Regions from separate parts of the Homo sapiens genome. Here region 2 is linked to region 1. Evidence: chromatin contacts called from ENCODE Hi-C or POLR2A ChIA-PET data. All regions are on one chromosome and are shown on one strand. Each heading gives the region's core, a stretch centred on a gene start or an enhancer-like site at or near the end of the contact. The rest is flanking DNA. Distances are from core to core; before and after follow the strand shown.

Region 1 (2,569 bases), core at 43-2,542:
GACCTCATTGTGCACACACATGAAGTAAAAATTAGCATTACTGGCTGAAAAGTGGTGTGATTACAGGTGGGCGATTTTTTTCCCCCGACCAATTTGTTCAACTAATTCACTTTGAGTCAGCTTTACAGTAATTTTACTATAATTCTTTAAGAAACTGACAGCAGGGGGCAGTAAAAAACTTTTTCATGTGTTCATTTAATTAAATATGTCGTTCTAAATTCTGCATTTATATGTTATTTATGTAGATTATTTATACAGATTTATATACATGAAGAATTTGTTTCTTACATTTTACCTTTGACAGAAATGAATGTTTCAGATTCTATTTAGATTTTTTAACCTATCAATCTTGCAAATAAATAATTTTCATTAGACATTCATTCTCATGTCACTCAAAACAGTTCCACAGGTTTTCAAACTACATATGGTTCCACCTACATTTACTTCCAAAATAACCCTTGAAGTATACTACAACCTTTAAAAAATGACAGAAAGCAGTCCATTTAGCATTGAAGGATTAATTCAGGTGAACAGACCATAATTACTGTATTAAAATTCACTTAACCATTTGGTGATTCTAGGGGTCATCAAATTCACACTTCTGCCTCTTTGGGGGTAGCAGAACTAAAATTTAATTTAGTTAGTATCTGCAGTATTATTAACTAGTTTTCTCTTATTCTGCAGTCTATGAAAGTCCAAACTTGACAAATTATGCCCTTCTAGAATAATTAAGTCTCATAAAATGTTCCATTGTTGAAAGTTAGCTGGTCATGTTTGTATCCTATAGAGTTTTTTGGGTTTGGAGGCTGTTTTTGTTTGAGAGGGAGAGCATAGATGCTCATTGGATTTTTTAAATTTCTGTTCCAAAGATCTTGATCCTCCTTGTCATGTATTTGTAAGTGCACCAGACGCCTAAGAACATTGAGCTCTTTTGACCACATGAGACATATGACAGTCATAAGAGAAAATCTTTGAAGGAAATTTTCTATCAGGAAGAAAACCTTTATTAAAGATTTCCTGCAATGGGGCATTTTAGAACCTGACTCAGACTGTGTCAGTCCAGAGGACCTAGGACCTGGAGCTTAGGCAGACCTATTGATTGGCAGGCCATTTCCTGAGGTCACAGAAGCAGTTGACAGACGTGTGGAGAGGCAAGGAGATGTCAGGAGAATCTAAAGCAAGCCATAAGCAGAAGCCCAAGAGACACTGGTTGGTGAGAGCAGAGACGCTCCTCAGTGTTGGGTAGTTGGCAGCTGTACTGGGAGGTAAGTGAGGTATGGTGCCAAGAAGCTTGGCGGTTGGCCAATGGAAAGGTCCAGGCTGACTTATAGGGAATGCGTCACAGGAAAACATGGCAGCAGACAGTAGGATCAAGATACAGGAGCTGGAACACGGGGGAGAAACCTTTACCTTGCAAGAGTTTAAGCAAGTGAAAGTTAGGACCATAGCTCCAGAAAGACAAAAGAACAGAGCAGAATCTTAGTGACTCAACTGGGTCCAGATTAGGGAAACCAATTGCTAGGTTAACATGCCTGGGCTACTAAGCAGCTGGCTGGAGCTTAGATTAAACAACAGAGATTGTTTGCTTTTGAAAGCTGGCATGATGAACCTTACAAATGTGGATAAAGAAGCCCCCACTCAGGGAAGAAGTAACAGAAACAACAGGGTAAAACCAGGCCAGTCACTTCAAGGCAAGGCATTTGTACTTCACATGCAGTCACTTCACCCTCTCACACTGTGTGAACACCACTTATGACTACAAACAGGACTGAAAATATGTTTTCCTCCTTTATTATTGCATATCCAACAAAATCTCAACAAGAGAAAGAAGAGCTGATAGAAGAAAACCCTATGCATAAAAAAGGACGTTATATACAATTGAGGTAGTATTCACATGATATGCAAATTATATTAACAATTTGAATTACTACATTAAATGAAATCAAGTCAGAATTCATTTTTTCTCTGCTTATGCTCAAATGTCCCATATTCTCATATACTCCTTCCAAACAGCATAAAGACCTGTTCCCTGACATCACTCACCTTCCCTGTTCTCTCCACTCTTGACTTTGTGAGTTAGTAAAAAATTTGTGAAGAATTTTAGTTCAAAATTACCTCCGGTATTATAAAAAGGAGGCCTTATATTTTTAAAGGTATTTATTTATTTTTAAAGGTATTATTTATTTATTTTAAAGGTATTTATACCTTTAAAAATATTTTATCAACTGTATGTTTTAAACCATTTAAATGTAAGGAGACTGGGATCAAAAACTGTGAAATGATGTGCCTAGTAATACAAAAATCATTCATTAGTCATGGAGACTGGAGTATAACTCAGCTCTTATGATTCTTGATCCCATGCTGCAGTTGTTAATGAGAAGACTTAGCCACTGTCACTGTGGAGTTAGAAGTTATGCATAGCTTACTGAAAGCCTCCAGAAATGGAGATAGTGGAATTGCCACCTTTAAAAATCTACGCTTGGAATTCATATTCCAAATATCTTCAAAGAAAATGGTAGCCTGGCAATTTCCAGTATCTTTCTCTATGGAAAAAGAAAACAAATCCCTT
Region 2 (2,569 bases), core at 19-2,518, 120 kb after region 1:
ATGTTTGTGAGCATGCCCAGTCCCTTGGCAGCCATCAACCCAGGGTCTGAGGGCCATGACTGTGATGTAATGGAAGGCCTGAGATCTTCCCACCAACCCTTCATGGTTGCTGGTCTGTGATCCATCTGAGCCAGCCTGGATTCCCGCAGTTTGAGTCTGTGTGTGTGTCCAGGGATTTAAAGGAAAACATGTGGAGACCAAATTAGTGTGGCACCTGATGAGAAAATCTTATAGAATTGGAAAAATGTCAAGAAGGCAACATTGTATGATGGAAATCAAACTACATTGGAATTGAGGATCCTGGTTTTGCCACTATGTGACCTTGAACCAGCTATTTAGTAATGTAACATTGATAAAGCACTGTATTACATTTGATCATTTCCTTCCCAAATATGACATGTGATCATCAGAACCACATTTGGAAGCAGGTAGGGCAGGTGGCGTTATTTCCATTCTGCAAGTATGGAAACTGGAGCTCTAGAGGTTAATGACTTGCTCAAGGTCACAAAGCATGTGAGTGGTAGAATTTGACCTCAAACTCAGAACTTCTGCCAGACACGGTGGCTCATAAGCATGAGCCTGTAATCCCAACACTTTGAGAGGCCAAGGCAGGAAGATCACTTGAGGCCAGGAGTTCTGACACCAGCCTGGGCAACATAGTGAGACCCCATCCCTGCAAAAAATAAAATTAGCCCAGTGTGGTGGTGGGTACCTGTAGTCCTAGCTGCCTAGGAGGCAGAGGCGAGAAGATCGCTTGAGCTCAGAAATTCGAGGCTGCAGTGAACTACTATTGTGCCACTGCCCTCTAGCCTGACTGACAGAATGAGACTCTGTCCCAGAAAGTAAACAAAAAAACCCAGAACTTCTAACTTCAAATCTCATGATCTGTCCACCATAGCAAGCAGCCCTCACAATTCTCAACCTCTATAGAACTCACTCTCCTCATTTGCAAAAATGAGACATTTGGCCCAGAAAATTACAGGCCATTCCAGCTTAAAATTCTGTGTCTGATGAATCACTGGCTGGAAGGGACTTTAAGAAATCACTTAGTCATATTCCTTGCTTCCAGAAGGACTCTATCTAAACTATTTTGAAAAGAAAATATCAGCCCTTTTCTTACAGTCCCAGTGCAGAAAAGGGCCCCAGAGAGTGTCCAAGTGCATTTGGGAGTGAGAAAGAAACGAGGAGCTACAGAGCCAGTGCTCAGCAGGGTGATCCATTTCTTGGGCTCAGAAGCAGTGAGTCTTGCCTCCCTGGATGTGAATGTTCAGCCCTGAGATCAATATCTGAAGTAGGAGAGGAGAGTCACAAGCATGCTTTGCTGGTTAGAAAGGAAGTCTGTAAGAGAGATCAGAAAACTGGTAACTCTGTGAAGAGGAAAAGAAGAGCTAAGTGACTCAGTAATGATCTTAAAGTTTATTAAGGACTCCTGGAGAGTGCGATGACTACAAATCAGTGGTAATGTTTCTACTTAAAGATAGAAACGGCAGAATCCTGCTCATTCAGCAGGTGTGACAAGCAGAAAGCTATGCTAATCTAGCCTTACTTTGCTTGTATCGGAGGGGTTGGTGGCAGAATGGGAGTGAAAGGGGCTTCTCCCTGAAGACGGTGCCTAGGAGCCCCACTCCAGTCTTCCCTTCTCTCTCAGCACAGTTCTCAGCCGGCTGGTGTACCAGTTAGTGTCTAGTAACCTTTCTAGGACAAGGGACTACCAGTAGACAACTACCAGCAAGCACAGCAAGTTGCAAGTTCAGTCTCACATTGCTCAGCTAACCCGGTTATAATTTTAAAAACTGATTTGGCTCCATGTTCTTCCTATGTCACTCCCATGAAATAGATGTTACTTTTTATTTAAAAAAAAAAAAAAGTAGTGACTGAGATCAGAAGACAAGTAATTATCACAACTCTACAACTTACAGAGCTTAGACAAGGCATTTCCTACTCTGGGTCTTGATTTCTCATCTGTGAAATGGGCTAACAATAGCCACTTCAAAGTTAAATATTTCTGAGGATTAGCCAGGCGCAGTGGCTCACACCTGTAATCCTAGCACTTTGGGAGGCTAAGGCAGGTGGATCACTTGAGGTCAGGAGTTTGAGACCAGCCTGGCCAGCATGGCGAAACCCCATCTGTACTAAAAATACAAAAATTAGTTGGGCATGGTGGTGAGTACCGGTAATCCCAGCTACCCGGTTGGCTGAGACAGGAGAATTGCTTGAAACTGGGAGGCAGAGGTTGCAGTGAGCCAAGATTATGCCTCTGCACTCCAGCCTGAGCAACAGAGGGAGAATACATCTCAAAAAAAAAAAAAAAAAAAAAAAAATTCTGAGGATCAAATGGGGAAACATAGATGAGCATGCTGTGTAACAGTTTACATCATTATTAAAAGGAGTCCAATTTCAGGCTTTTCTGTAAACCACAAGGTCACAGATGTTTCTTTTTATTCTGCCTTAATTCCATTCCCAAGCCAAAATCAGAATCACAGCAGTTTATCCTCACTTACTATGTGTCAAGCACATAACCACCTTTAATCCTCACAAAAATATTATGAAGTAGATATATTACCCCTAT

Evidence for each region. Hi-C counts contacts between places; a loop is a spot of excess contacts on that map. ChIA-PET counts read pairs that join two places held with the same protein, here RNA polymerase II (POLR2A). Pooled maps may share reads with other maps.
Region 2: a loop to region 1 is called in a map of Right ventricle myocardium inferior, with 2.7 times the contacts of the local background. The contact joins two enhancer-like sites. A Hi-C loop is called at or near these places in 7 of 168 maps with a recorded cell type or tissue (IMR-90, Right ventricle myocardium inferior, chondrocyte and 4 more) and 15 of 50 pooled maps. POLR2A ChIA-PET finds 5 or more read pairs at or near these places in 2 of 52 experiments (CD4-positive, alpha-beta T cell and HEK293T).

The regions. Positions count from the first base shown.
Region 1 is chr4:168,514,306-168,516,874 of GRCh38, forward strand. The region is part of intron 2 of PALLD (palladin, cytoskeletal associated protein); the gene reads left to right. All of the region lies in intron 1 of LOC107986198 (a long non-coding RNA gene), which reads right to left. Among named protein-coding and RNA genes, the nearest start is that of PALLD, 19 kb to the left of the region's middle. Within about 2 kb of position 1,293, at least 5 of the 41 ENCODE cell types and tissues checked have a DNase peak (open chromatin) inside an H3K27ac peak, as active enhancers do.
Region 2 is chr4:168,635,648-168,638,216 of GRCh38, forward strand. All of the region lies in intron 2 of PALLD (palladin, cytoskeletal associated protein), which reads left to right. Among named protein-coding and RNA genes, the nearest start is that of PALLD-AS1, 12 kb to the right of the region's middle. Within about 2 kb of position 1,269, at least 8 of the 41 ENCODE cell types and tissues checked have a DNase peak (open chromatin) inside an H3K27ac peak, as active enhancers do.